2 separate regions of the Homo sapiens genome follow, and region 2 is linked to region 1. A link is an interaction called in ENCODE POLR2A ChIA-PET data of the cell type or tissue named here. Cell type or tissue: K562. All regions are shown on one strand. Links, peaks and the distances in the headings refer to the core of each region. The heading gives the core; the rest is flanking DNA. Region 1 holds the start of LOC124902471 (a long non-coding RNA gene). Region 2 has its middle 15 kb from the start of ZCCHC24.

What was found. ChIA-PET counts read pairs that join two places held together with the same protein. Peaks named below come from ENCODE experiments on the same cell type or tissue, not always from the same donor. Only the 100,000 strongest peaks of a DNase experiment are listed, where the experiment ranks them.
Region 2: POLR2A ChIA-PET joins it to region 1 with 5 read pairs; 1 of 35 experiments calls an interaction of 5 or more read pairs at or near these places.

Annotation. Positions count from the first base shown.
Region 1 is chr10:80,518,942-80,526,452 of GRCh38, forward strand. It overlaps TSPAN14 (tetraspanin 14), which reads left to right. Exons shown (of 9, transcript NM_030927.4): 9 at 1-3,690. It overlaps LOC124902471 (a long non-coding RNA gene), which reads left to right and starts at 6,234. Exons shown (of 2, transcript XR_007062218.1): 1 at 6,234-7,511. RefSeq lists an enhancer at 4,125-4,204. In K562, for the core only: no CTCF peak of the experiment used is centred there; a DNase peak (open chromatin) is centred at 4,210.
Region 2 is chr10:79,456,600-79,464,110 of GRCh38, forward strand. No RefSeq gene overlaps it. Among named protein-coding and RNA genes, the nearest start is that of ZCCHC24, 15 kb to the left of the region's middle. In K562, for the core only: no CTCF peak of the experiment used is centred there; a DNase peak (open chromatin) is centred at 2,869; H3K27me3 peaks cover 1,255 bases.

The sequences.
Region 1 (7,511 bases), core at 1,406-6,405:
CCTCCATGCATCCCACATACAAGCACTCCCCCACTCCCCAGCGTGGCCTCACTGTCTTCTGGTCTTGGTGCTACTGAAATTGTCACCCAGAATTTGAATCCTGACCCTCCCCACTGCAAGCCCAGGGAGCCCCAGCCCAAGATGGCCAGCCTGAAACTGTTGGCCAGGGCTCCTCTTGTGGCCATGTACCCAGGGCTGGCTGGCCTGCCATTTGCCTCTCCCCGGAGACAGCCGTTCTTCTGCAACCACACCCCGTGCCTAGCCACAACCCCAGGCTGCAGCTGCTCAGAAGCTCCAGGCATTTTGTTTCTGGTGACCGCCCCTAATGGGATATCGGTGATCACTGGTCCACCCTTCCTGTCAGGGCTTTTCTGGGGCTGCTCTTGGAAATGAAGTCTTAAGTACTGAATAACTCCCCTGGGGATAGCTGGGGCATTTGTCTAGCTGGGCTACTTTCTAACACTTTGCCATAGCTCAGACCACTTCTCATCGTTCAGGGATGGACTGCAACCTTAATTTACTTGCCGGAGTGTACATTCTAGTGTGGTGTATACTGGTGGCTGTTGATGATGATTTTTTTTTTTTTACACAATTCTCTGTAGACTAGGAGAAGAATGCTTGTGTTTTTCGGAAGTGTGATGCTTCTCTTTGACTGCCAAACTCTTTTATGGAATATATCTTTATATTAATGCTGTTTTGGTCATTTTTGTTTGGGGTCACTATTGAGATATTGCTAAGCATCTCAGTGGTAAACGCGGCTGCCAGAGGAACCAAGGGATAGGGTATGTAGACCTTACAGAAGGATGGATGGTAAAGGCAGTCCATCATCAGCACAATCTGACTTACATTTCATTGAGTAATTTTTTTTTTTTTTAAGATTCTGTATGGCAGCACTTTCAGTTGCCCTTGTGTGCCGGCCACAGCCGCACAAGTTGGCTTGTGGTTTATCCCCCGCTATAAGTGAGAGCTGGAGAAACTTCAACTCCATAGGTCTAGAGGAAACATTGTTTTAGGTTATTTCTGTCCACCCCTGTGCGATACTATTTATTGATCCAAGCAGAAGAGCTTGGGGACACTGAGTCGAAGTGGGGACATGGGATTGAAGCCTGGGCACTGCTGCTGCATGAGCTGTGTGTCCTGGGTGTGCCGGCCTTTCTGTGAAGGGGGTTGGTGGCAGTGCCCACCTCACTAGATGCCTCTGACCCAGCCTCCCCTGGGGGAGTGGGTGGCCACAGACCCTCCCTGCCAGAGCTCCTGGAAGGCTCCTGCAGGCCTGACCCATCTATTCCTGTAGACCTGGTTTAGGATGAAGTCTCGGTGCGATTTTTGCAGAGTTGGGTTTATCTTTCAACTATAGACCCTTCTGGCTGTTCTCAGCCATATCATGTGACTCTGAATAGTTGGATGAGGAATGGAAAGAAAGCAAGGATGAGAGCCGGTCACGTGGCAGTCTCCGCCCAGCATCGGCTGTCCGCACAGAGGCACAGGGCAGGCCTCCTGTGCACTCCCCACCTAGCACTGGCCTGTCCTGAATCCCCGCCTTCCCTGGTTGGAGGCCAGCTGTGGCATTTGCACCCTCTTCTCACCTCACCATGCACATGCTAACTTTAAAGCCTTGGGGTCTTTCCTGTACCCCCTCCTCAACCCTGGTCCACCCCCTCTCAGGATCTTGTCAACGTTATTTTTCCTGTCCCGTCTTCCTATCGCTGGCCTTCCTTTCCCATCCTAAAAACTTGCCGAGGCCCTATGGCTCCCTCCCTTTCTTTCCCAGGCAGCTTCTTATCTGGGCTGTCTGTACCCCTTCCTTTGCACCACCCACCATGCCCCACGTAGCTGAAAGCTGCTTATCCCAATTGTCAACTCTGGCCTTCTTCAGCCTCTGTAGCACCAGACACTGCACCTCCTGAATGTCCTCTGCTTCTCTGCTTCAGAGGCCCAGGCTCGCCAGTTCTCTGACCTCTCCCATATGTCTGCTTAGGACTCTGCTGCAGCTGTCCTCACCAGCCTCCGGGGAATCCCACTACCCACAGGGCAGGGCTGTGGGCTGGGCTGAAAAACCATCTGCATGGTCCACAAGAAGCCTGGCACTGGGTTTCCCCATGAATAACAATGAAAATTAATGGATGCACAACCTTCCTGGAACGTGGAATTTCTCTGGGAGATTCCATGCAGAGGCCACTGGGGAGGTGGCAGGCATGCATGTGACTGTAGGTGGCTGCAGTGTTGGAAGGCTCCCAGCAGAGCAGAGAGGGTGTCAGTCTCATCAGGGAACCCACCTGATGGCTTCTCAGCCAGCAGTCTCAGAGGAACATAGACGACTGCTGAGAAAGGAGGGAGGCAGCAGTGGTCCCAGCACCTGAGGCATCCTGCTGTCATGGGAAGGTCTCCGCCCAAATGTCAGATGCATCAGCCTGTCACCCGCTGGTCCAGAGCTTTCAGCTGTACTGGTAGGGGGTGGGTGGTGGAGTGCTGAATGACCTTCACAGGTGGGCCTTTCCAGCTCTAGGGTCTTACGGGTGTCGGTCCACAGAACCACGGTTTTTAGGTTGTGTGTCCGGGGCTATGGGAACCTGTCCCCCATGATGGATCTTGGTAGAGACACTTCCCTCTGTCATCGTGCCCAGGAGGATGCTGCAGGTGACTACCTGCAGCCCTGTTCTCATTCATTTGGATGCCCTCCAGAAATCTGGGGAGCCATACACCTTTAGAGCCTTTTTTGCTCCTTATCAAGTTGGCAAGGCTTGGCCAATTCCTGTTCAAGGCTGCATTAAAGGCATGTTCACCATCCTGGCTAATACGGTGAAACCCCTTCTCTACTAAAAATACAAAAAAATTAGCCGGGCTTGGTGGCGGGTGCCTGTAGTCCCAGCTACTCCGGAGGCTGAGGCAGGGGAATGGTGTGAACCCAGGAGGCGGAGCTTGCAGTGAGCCGAGATCACACCACTGCACTCCAGCCTGGGCTCAAAAAAGAAAAAAAAAAAAAAAAAAAGGCCCGTTCATTCTCAAATGCTTTTGGCGTCTCCAGGGTGCCTCAGGAAAACATGAAGTGGGCATTGTAGAACTTGGGGCTACTGTGTAACTTTGGAAGAAAAAGTTAAGGGTACTTTTAAGTGGATACTGTTTTGATGAAATTGCCAACTTCAGGGAGCCCAGCTTGGAGAAGGAGGACGTGAGTATTCCTTACAAGGCTCCGAAACAATTCTTTCTTCACTTAGTTTTCTTTCTGTGCTCTGCATCTTATATTCCAGCAGGGTCTTCCAATGCATGGTTTAATAACTACTAGAACTGGCCAGGTGCAGTGGCTCACGCCTGTAATCCCAGAACTTTGGGAGGCTAAGACAGGCAGATCACTTGAGGCCAGGAGTTCGAGACCAGCCTGGACAACATGGTGATACCCAGTTTCTACTAAAAATACAAAAATTAGTCGGGCATGGTGATGTGCACCTGTAGTCCCAGCTGCTCGGGAGGCTGAGGCAGGAGAATCGCTTGAACCCGGGAGACAGAGGTTGCAACGAGCCAAGATCGAGCCACTGCGCTCCGGCCTGGGTGACAGGAGACTCCATCTCAAAAAATAAAATTAAAAAAAAACTACTACAATAAATTATCACCTTGGACTGTATAAAACAACTTTTAAACTAGTCTTTTTAAAAAGTACACTTAAATAAAAATCTAAACATAAGAGAATGTAAAGTGAAAAGTGAAAGTATGTCTTCTGTTACGCAGAGGTAACTACTATTAGGAATCCTTCCTGAAAATGTCCATGCATCTACTCAGGTCATCACACCCATGGAATCATTTTACATACTATTTTATGAGTGTTACTTAATATACTGATCCACAGTGCGTTTTCACGGTCACGCCATCAGTTGTAGGAGTGTGCCAAGAACAGATGGGCCTTGCCTTTGTACCAGAGGAGTCCATTTACAGTTGCAGGTAATAGAAAACCCAATTCAGACTGGCCTAAACAATGAGGGGAGGTTTTGGCTCTTGAAACTGGAAAGTCCCAAGGTGGGGTGAGTTTCAGGTTTGGGTTGATCCAAGTGGCTCAGTGACGTCAACAGGATCTTGTTTCCATTTCTCTGCCTTCCACAGCCTCCCCTTCATCTATGGTGGAGGGAAGGAGTCTACCACAGACAAACCCCGAGCCTCCCCCTGATGGGTGGTGTGGTGGTGAAGCCAGCAAGGGAAGGGATCCCCGGACACACCCCTCCTCATGCTTTATCCCACTGAAACCATGCGGCTGTGAAATGCAGCATCCTCCAGGAGGGGGATGAAGGCCGGGGATGCTGTCAGCTATTGCCATTGCACTTCTGTGGATGGGTGTTACAGTTTTTTGCAGGGTTTTGCACTTACAAGGACATATATATATATATATAAACTACAGTGTTATTGGAATTGCTTCTTACAGTTTGTAAGAAAAAAACATGTTTTTAGAGGAGTTCTCCTGGGAGGTGGGATCACATTTTTTTTTTTTTTTTTTTTTGAGACGGAGTCTCGCTCTGTGGCCCAGGCGGGAGTGCAGTGGCGCAATCTCGGCTCACTGCAAGCTCCGCCTCCCGGGTTCACGCCATTCTCCTGCCTCAGCCTCCCGAGTAGCTGGGACTACAGGCGCCCGCCACTACGCCCGGCTAATTTTTTTTGTATTTTTAGTAGAGACGGGGTTTCACCGTGTTAGCCAGGATGGGGGATCACATTTTAATAAGTAGGTACTCAGGGCTGGGGTGTACCTGTTGCTGCCTGACCACTGCTGGTGTGTGTGGGTATAAGGTGACAAAACCTCCTACCCCTGTGAGGTTGTTTCAAGGATTAAATGAGTTGAGATGGGTAAGCATCTAACAAAGATCCAGATTATTTAGTATGCATCCCCTGAATTATTGCTAACATAATTTTAATGATTGGGGAATTTTATCTGTGGCTGCCAGTCCCTACGAGAGAGCTGCCTGGGTCACATGTCAGATAGCTCAAGCTTTGAATCACTGAAACGAAACGGTCCACTTCCCTGTCCCTTTAGGAACAAGGCTTCGAGGTCTGTGGCAAGCCTCAGCAGGCATTTGGAGTTCAAGGTCTGTTCTCTTTCTGTGCCATAGAGGTGGGGAGACAAGGTAGGGTGTTGCTTCTTGCCTGGAGCGCAGATGCTACCAGAAACCAACACAACCAAAGTTGCCCGGGAGCCCCCAGAAGCAGCAGAGTGGCCATCAACTGCCAAGGGGCCAGGGTAGGCCACAGAGGCCTGGGGCCCAGGAGGGATGGTCTGTGGGGAGAAAGGGGATTATTGTGAACATCAACGCTGGGGATAATGTGCCCTGAAGACAGCAGCATATCACGTTTGGACGGTTGGTGGACCCCATCTGGTCCCACTCATAAGGAGAACAGAGGCCCTGGGGTGTGCTGGGACTTGCCTGAGGCCTCAGACCGGGACTGGGTGCTCCTCCGCACCTCCTATGAGGGAGGGTGTCCGTGTCTGTGAGGACAGCTCAGCAGGGCTGGGAACCTGGGGGCAGTGCTGGGGGACATGTGTGAGACTAGCGTGTGTGGGCCTTGCTCGGCTTGCCCTGGTGCCCTGAGAAAAACCTGGTATTTGAAAATACACATGGACTGCTGGAAGGTCAGGAAATCCAGGGTTTTGTTCTGAGGCAGTGGAAGTGTTACCGTGAGCCTGTGTTGGCCTCTCTCCTCACTCCACCTGCAGCCAATTCAGCCACACTGCCTTTGCATGGAACCCAGGGTTGCAGGCCGCGTGTGTAGATGCTGATTTAGGCCCAAGCACTCAGCTGTCAGCAGGAAGGACCATAGTGTTTTCTTCTAGTTTTAGATATGCACTCGTTCTGTGTTTTAAAGTCACAGCTGTGAGCCAATATGGGAAGAAGTGAAGTGGCCTCTAGGAGGGACTGAGCACCCTGTCCTTGGAGGTATGCAAGCCCAGGCTACACCCTTCCTGTCTGGGATGATATGGCTGGGGGTGGGCTTTGTGCTGCGTGGACCATGGCAAGCCTTTCCATCTCTGAGAGGTAGTGGTCCTTCCCGTGCCTTCTGTTAAAGATAATTTTTTAAAAAAAGGCATAACTCATATATATTACATGTACACATGTCAAAGATTTTATTTAACTCAGTAATTGAGAGTGCTGCTAAGATTAACAGCCAGTTCAAAAGAGAAATCACAATGAACCATAAATCTGTATGGAGTAAAGGAAAGTTGAAACTGGCTGGGGTTTTTTTTTTTTTTTTTTTTTTTGAGGAGAAAGGTCAATTGAATCTTATTCGTATAATATGCACATCCATAGACAAGAATTATTTTGCATTAACTCTACAACTTAGTTGTAAAAATAGCTCAAAGGCAGTGAAAGACTAGAATCAGATAATTGGAAGGGTGCACCCTAAGCAATGCATAGTTCTATTTTCTTTCTTTTTTTTTTTGAGACAGAGTTTCCCTCTTGTCACACAGGCTGGAGCGCAGTGGTGCAATCTTGGCTCATTGCAACCTCTGCCTCCCGGGTTCAAGTGATTCTCCTGACTCAGCCTCCTGAGTAGCTGGGATTACAGGCGCATGCCACCACAACTGGCTAATTTTTGTATTTTTAGTAGATACAGGGTTTCACTGTGTTGGCCAGGTTGGTCTCATACTCCTGACCTCAGGTGATCCACCCGCCTCGGCCTCCCAAAATGTTGGGATTACAGGCGTCAGCCACCACGCCCGGCCCCAATGCATAGTTTTTTACTGAAGACAACCAGAATCTCTGTTGCTTATTCCAAATTTCCTTCCACCACTTGTCCATCCAGCAGAGCCACTTTTAAAATAGGACACAGGCAGAAATTTAAAGGAGTCAATATCTCATGGTGAAAAGTGAATCCTGAGGGTTAGAGCATCCACCAGGTGCCCTAGGTAAGGGCCAGCCACTCTGGGAGGCAGCCCGGGGCACTCACTGTCCTCTCAGTAGTAAATGAAATCACTCAGGCCATGTCTGCTACCCAGAGAGCCTGAGTGTCCTCAAATGCTTGTTCTGCCTCTCCATCCACTCCTGCAGACACCTCAGTGGCTGCATCCCAAACCGCTGAACTTTGCTTCTCTTTCTCCAACCCCCAATTCCACCCACATCCAAAACTGCTCTGCCCCCTATTCCCATCTCAGCTGAGGGTACTATCATCCACCCTGTGGCCACATCCAGGAATGTGTGTATCACCTGGGCTCTGAGGATGACATCAGCTCTTCTAAGTCAACAGAATGTCGGGTCTGTTCTAAAAGTCTCATCTGACAAGGAGATCTTTAAGGCTTTACTCCCTTAAAGGCTTTACTCCCATCATGATGGGATAACCATCATGATGGATTTCAGTGTCATTCTGTCTTTTTCTTCGGAATGATTCCTGGGACTCGCCTTGTTTGCAACATGTGCATTGAAATATCTTTTCAACATAACTTTGTTCTTAATTGTGTTTACTTCCTTTCTCTGTGAATCTCAGTGATTCCTGGAAGCTGTGGTTGGTGGGGGATGGGGTGGGAGGACTTTGGTAGTATA
Region 2 (7,511 bases), core at 754-5,753, 1.1 Mb before region 1:
TCTAGGTTGCAGTATTCTTACGAGAATCTAATGCCTGATGATCTGTCACTGTCTCCTATCACCCCCATGTTAGGAATATATGAATTAAAAAATAAGAGATTGATCAGATTATTTGAAGAAAAACCTCATCATATCCCACACCCAGATGGGACCGTCTAATAGCAAAAAAAAAAAAACAACAACAAAAAACAAGCTCAGGACTCCCGCTGATTCTACATTATGGTGAGTTCTATAATTATTTCATTATATTTTACAATGTAATAGTAACAGAAATAAAGTATACAATAAATGTAATAATGTGCTTGAATCATCCCAAAACCATCCCAAAACCCATCACCCGTGCTGTCCCTGGAAAAACTGTCTTCCATGAAATCGGTCCTTGGTGCCAAAAAGGTTGGGGGCTGCTTTTGTTTTGTTATTTTATTTTATTTTGTTGTATTTTATTTTTGCTGTTTTTTTTTTTTATTTTTTTTTTCCTAGATGGAGTCTTGTTCTGTAGCCCAGGCTGAAGTGCAGTGGTGTGATCTCAGCTCACTGCAACCTCCATCTCCCGAGTTCAAGCGATTCTCCTGCCTCAGCCTCCTGAGTAGCTGGGACTACAGGTGCATGCCACCACACCTGGCTAATTTCTGTGTTTTTAGTAGAGACGGGATTTTACCATATTGGCCAGGCTGGTCTTGAACTCCTGACCTCAAGTGATCTGCCCGCCTCGGCCCCCCAAAGTGCTGGAATTACAGGCGTGAGCCACTGAGCCTGATCTATTTTTGCTGTTTTTTATTTCATTTAATTATCCTATAGCAATGATCTACCAAGCTTCTGCGTTCTGGTGAAGGCTAATGATTTACTAGCTGACCTAAGCTTTGGTCATTTCTCTTCTCCCTGCCTCTCCCTCCTTCCACAGTGATGACTCCCCTCTCCTTGCACCCTGCCTACCACTTTGTTAGTGAGAAGGCCAATCTTGCTGATCCCGTGCCAGGGCGCAGTCTTGTCATCATGCTCCATGGGGCCTGCTGGGTGGGCTCCAGGGTTTGCACCTTCACCCACCATGCATGAACAGGCGTCCTTCCCTAAGGCCCCTTCCTTGGTGGGCTTTGACTCTAGAAGCTCAGCAAATCTCTCCTGGAACCTTTGAGTATAGGAGTCTATGCTGTGCCTACTTCCCAGAGCTGGATGAGGATCTAATTCAAATAGAGGATGTGGACTTTCATTATTGGCTCTGAGGCTCTATCTGTTCACCTGCAAGTGACATGGCCATGAGCAGAAAGCCATTCTAGGGGGAATGGAGATGGTTAATTGGTACAAAAATATAGTTAGAATGAATAAAATCTAGAATTTGACAGAACAACAGAGTGATGACAGTCAACAATCATTTATTGCACTTTTAAAAATAACTAAAAGAACATAATTGGAAGGTTTGTAACACGAAGAAATGATAAACGCTTGAGGGGATAGATATCCTTTTCACCCTGATGTGATAATTATGCATTATATGCCTGTATCAAAATATCTCATGTACCTGACAAATGTAAACACCAATTACGAACTCATAAAAATAAAACATTAAAAAAAAATAAAGCCATTCAAGTCTTCTCTCAGCTACACCTGAGCATAGCTGAGAGCACCTGAGCCTGTCCCTGCCCTCCCAGCCTCCGAGGCTACTAACAAGGCTCTCTGATTTATTCAGCCATTCTGGCCTGCCCCCTTTCTTTTTGGATTGCCAGATTTAGCAAAACAACAACAACAAATCAAAAACAAGGATGCCCAGCTAAATTTGAATTTCAGATAAACAACGGATAACTTTTTTTGGTAGAAATGTGTCCCATGCAATATTTGGGAGATTCTTATACAAAAAAATGTTATTTGTTGTTTATCTGAAATTACATTTTAACTGGGTGTCCTGTATTTTGTCTGGCAGCTCTGCTTCTGGAGTTTCCTCAGTTTGCCTTGGGTCATCACCTAAACTATCCTCCGCCTTGGTTTCAGTTTCTGAAAATGGGAAGCACAGTAGATAACGCTCAAGAAAGTTAGGAGGCTAGGAAAAATAAAAGTGCTTGGGAAAGTAGGAAAAAGTGTGACACATGCATGAGGTTGAGCAACTCTCATTCTGCAGATTAACAACCTCCAGGAGATGTGGAGATGGGACCTCTGTCCTCCACCTGCCCCAGCAAAGCTTCCCACCAAAGCTCCCCCACCCTCTTGTAGAATCCCTGCTTGGCCAGCCTCTTGCCATTGGCCACGCCACTTCCCACACTCTGCACTCAACTGCCTGCAAGCCCCGTCAGTCCCTTATAGTTTTACACGAGGGCACTGTCATTTTCTCCACCTTGAGGCTTGCAATCAGCCCGAATGGCTAAGCATTAGGATTACCATATGTCTTGGTTTGCTCAGGACAGTCCAGACTCATGCCTGTTATTCTGGGGTGAATGATCAATTAATAATGCTTCCTTTCACTTTCAAAAGTGGACAATAAATTATATGATGACTTATCACCATTTTGCCCTCTTCGTTCCTTAACTACCTCATCTCTAGGGACTGTTACTTCCACTGTACTCCAGTCCTCAAAGTACTCCTGGCCACACGCAGAACCGCCCCACCTCTGACACTGAAAAATGCAAACATATCTCTTTGATCATAACTCCAGTCCTTCCAACTCCTCTTACTTCTATTTAAAAATAATTATTTTTCTTATTTACCCTACATGTCTTGGTACATTTTGTCAATTTCTTTTGTCAGCATCCCATTAGTCCCATTGGCCTGGGCTAGAGGAGCCACCCCACTTGCCTGGAAAATGTCCAGTGTAGATTCATCCGTTCTCTGCCTTCTCCATACTGGCCTTGGCTGTCAAGGGCTGCTGGAGAACCTTGCACAATCACACAGGCTGGGGGCATTAAATTATCAGTCTCCAGCTTCCACTGGCTCTCAGCAGAGTTCAGCAAGCCTCCAGCTCTCTCTTCATGCTTCTCAAAGGCTATTTCAAACCTTTTTCCCTTTTTTGTTTTTTTTCCAGTTTTCTATCCCACTATCTTTTCATCCATCTGGGCAGGTGACTTTGTCTTTCATATCAGAGACTAAACAGAAGCCATTGAATGGATGGTTTCTCAACATTCTGCCACAAACCTTTCCACTTACCTGTATCAGGATCCATTTTGGGGGACCTCCTCTGTGTTTGGGAATGCTTTCTTCCCTGTCATTCATCCCATATCTTCAACCCTCCCCTCTTTCCTGTCCCCTCATAAGCAATGGAGCATCCCTGGATCTCTACCAGCTAAGGAAAATCCTTCCACTTCTCTAGCTACTCTTTCTGTCACTTCACAACCAAACTTGTATGAGTTTTCTACACTTGCTGTTTTCCCATCTCAGCCACTCACTCATCCCCAAATCTTCTGGACCTCACTCCTACTCCTACCACTCCACTGAGAATGCTTTGAGGAAAGTCAAGATTGCCCCCTCTGATGTTAAATTTCCCAGTTCACTGGCCACACCAGCTCTGACCTGAGCAGTATTTGACACTGCTGTTCACTCAGCCTGGAACTGCCTTGGCCTCTGATACAGTTTGAATGTTTGTCCCCTCCAAATTGCATGTTGAAATATAATCCCCAATGTTGGAGGCAGGGCCTGGGGCAAGGTGTTTGGATCATGGGAGTGAATCCCTTATAAATGGCTGTGTCCCATCCTTGTGGTAATGAGTGAGTTCTCATTATGTGAGATCTCATGTTTTAAAAGAGCCTAGCACCTTCCCCCATCTCTTGCTCCCTCTTGTTCTCTCTCTTGCCGTGTGACACACTGGCTCCCATTTGCCTTCTGCCACAATTATGAGCTTCCTGAGTCTCCACCAGAAGCAGATGCTGGCCCTATGCTTCACGTACAGCCTGCAGAACTGTGAGTCAAATAAACCTCTTTTCTTTACAAATTACCCAGTCCCTAGTGTTACTTTATAGCAATGCAAACAGACTAACACAGTTCCTCCTCTCTGACCACTGCCTGGCAATATCCTTTGCAGGCCTTGTTCTTCCAAGCCTTAAATGTTGGTTCTTCAGGATACTGAAATCTCTCAGAGGTACCTTATCCAGTTTCATTGTTCCAATGACCTTTGCGTTGGTGAATCCTGTATTGGTGTTCTGTAGCTGCTATAACAAATGGAAACCAAGGTGTCGGCAGGGCTGCCCAGCAGAAGCTCCACAGGAGAATCCATTCCTTGTCCCTTCTAGCTTCTTGGTGGCTGTTGACATTCCTTGACATGCAAGCTTGTGACCTCATCAGTCTGCCTCTGTGGCCACGTCACCTCTTCCTCTGTATGTCTGTTCTCTTTTGCGTATCTTTTAAAAGGACATTTGTCATTGGGTTTAGGGCCCACCCAGATAATCCAGGATGATCTCACCTTAAGAGCCTTAACTTAATTATATGTGCAAAGAAGCTTTCCAGGGATTTGAGGACAGACAGAGAGGTTCCAGGAATTTGATGTGGATATCTTTTGAAGGGGCCTACTACAACTCCCCTATCAATTATAAATAGGTCCATTTGCATATCGGAGAAAACCTCAAACTCATTATATCTTAAACAATACAGAAGTTTTTTTCTAATATAAAAACAACCTGGAAATAGGCCTCTAGTGCCAGTGTGAAAGTTCCATGTGTCATCAGGGGCCCTATTTCTAAGCTTCTCTTCTTTCTCTTCTTTCTTTCTCTTATTTCTCTTTCTCTCTCTTTCTTTCTTCCTCTCTCTTTCTTTCTCTCTCTCTCTCTTTCTCACTCTGTCACCCAGGCTGGATTGCAGTAGCATAATCACGGCTCACAAGCCTGGACTTCCTGGGCTCAGGTGATTCTCCCACCTCAGCCTCCTGAGTAGCTGGGACAACAGGCATTTGTCTGACCAACATGTCTGACAGCTATGTCTGACTAATTTTTAGTACTATTGATAGAGATGGGTTTTGCCATGTTGCTCAGGCTGGTCTGAAACTCCTGGCTCAAGAAATCCACCTGCCTCAGCCATGTAAAGCGCTGGGGGATTACAGGTGTGAGCCACCATGCCCGGCCCTAAGTTCCAAGCTTTCTGCTCCATATCGTATGCACTAGTTTGTCCTTAATGTCACTTCATGGTCCAAGATGGCGTTGGAGCTCCAGCCATTATGTCTAGGATAGCTTGGAGGCCAGAACATAGTCACATGGCCATACCTAATTGCAAGGGAATATGGGAGATGTAGACTTTTGTTCCAGGTCAAATATATCCATCTAACAACCAGGGTTCTTATTCTAATAGGAAAGGAAGAATGATGTTGAGACCGATAATGCACATTTCTATAATTAACAGCTTCTGAGTTCAAAATATATGCTGTTAAGTGTGATCTGTGGGAGAGTAGAAGGTGACAAGATTTAGAGAGGAAATGGGGGCACATGTAGAGCCTTTTGGGTCACTGTAAAGATCATGGCTTTTATTGAGAGGGAGAGGGAGAGGGGGAGGCATTGGAGGATTCAGAGTAGAGTGACAGGATCTGACTTACACTAGAAGCAAGTGAGTGTGAAAGTATGGATACTTTTGGAAGCTACTGTGGTAGTCCAGGCAAGAGATGATGGTGCCTGAAAACAGCTAGGTAGCTGGTGAGGTGGTGAGAAATGGTTGGATTCGGGATATGTTCTAGAAGTAGAGCTGACAGGATTTCCTGACAGATTTCTCATAGCGCATGAGAGATAACACCAATGTTTTTTAAAGCTAAGCATCTGGAAGAATAGACTTGTCATTAACTGAAGTGGGGAAGATGGACTGCCAGAGAGCAAGTCTGTAGGGAAGATTAGGCGTTCAGTCTTGGATACGGCTCCTTTGAGATACTGTTAGACATCCTAACTGAGATATCAAGTAGGCAATTAGATACAAAAATTCAAGAGAGAGTTCTGGGCTAGAGCTAGGAGTCATTAACAGATAGATGGTCTTTAAATCCCTGGGACAGGATGAGATTACTCGTGGAGTGAGCATAGGTAGAAAATACACGTTAAGAACTGAGTAGTAGTGAACGCCAGTATTTAGGACTTAGAGAGATAAGGGTGAACCAGCAAAAGAGCCTGAGAAGAAACAGATTGAGGACTTTGAGAGAGACCAGGCAAAGGAAGTGTCCTGGAGACTAAGAGATGAAGGTATCTCAGGAGGAGGGAGCCATCCACTGTGACAAATGCTGTTGAAGGGTTAGGAAAGATGAGGACCAGGAATAGACTCTTGGATTCAGCATCATGGATATCACAAGGGACCTTGAAGAAAGCAGTTTGGGAGGAGTGAGGGAGGCAAAACTGTGACTGGAGTTGGCACAAGAGATACAAGGAGCTCTGATGGGGGCCTGTGCTGTGGATGAGCCACAGGAGCAGAGAGGGGAGGGCAGAATCAGGAGATGTTTAAGAGGGTCTGATGATTGAATGGATATGGGGAATTCAGGAGAGCAAAGCTCTAGGATGACATCCAGTTTTCTGGCTTGGGTCATTGGCTGGATGATGGGGCTGTACTGAGACTGCAAATGTGGGAAGACACGCAAGTTTTCATGGGGAAATGAGGAGTTCAGTATGGGTGTGCTGAGTTTGAGATGTCTTGAGACTTCTGGTTCATGTGTATGGGACCATTTGGGTAGTCAAATCTTCAGGAGAAAGATCTGGGCTGACAGATGCCAATTTAGGAGATTAAAGAAGAGATTCAGAAAGACATCAGGTAAAGGAAGATCAGGACTGAAAATTGGTTCTGTGGTTAAGGATGACAACATTTTCCATTTATCAGCCCATTTTGTCAGTTCTGTATTACATTAGACCCTTATACACTGTGATGGTTAATTTTAGGCATCAACTTGGCTGGGTTAAGGGATGCCCAGATAGCTGGTAAAACATTATTTCTGCATGTCCTCGGGGGTGTTTCTGGAAGAGATTAGCATTGGAATCAGTAGACTGAGTTAGGAAGATCGTCCACACCCATGTGAACATCATCTAATCCACTGAGAGCCCAATAGAACAAAAAGGTGGAGTAAAGGGGAATTCACTCTCTCTTCTGCAGCTGGGACATCTATCTTCCTCTTCCCTCAGACATTGGAGCTCCAGGTTCTGGGGCCTTCAGGCTCAGGACTTAAACCAGTACCTCCTACAGATTCGCAGGCCTCCAGCCTCAGACTGAGAGTTATACTGTCAGCTTCCCTGGTTCTCCAGCTTGCAGTGGCACAGCGTGGGGCTTCTTGGCTTTCATAATCACGTGAGCCAATTCTCATCACAAATCCCCTCTTACATATCCACATCAGTATATTCTATTGGCTCCATTTCTCTGACTAATGCATATCCCTTACCTCATTTGTTCTCACAGCCACCCTATGACACCAGACACCTCATTTTGCCAGATGTGAGACAGACATTCACAGGTGGTAAGTGACTTGCCCCAATTCACACCTGGATTAAATGGTAATCCAGCATGCAAAGCCCACAGTCTTTCCATGGCCTAGGAAGTTAGCAGGGACGTTGGACTGTGGAGTTACCAACCCAGACACCCAGAGTGTG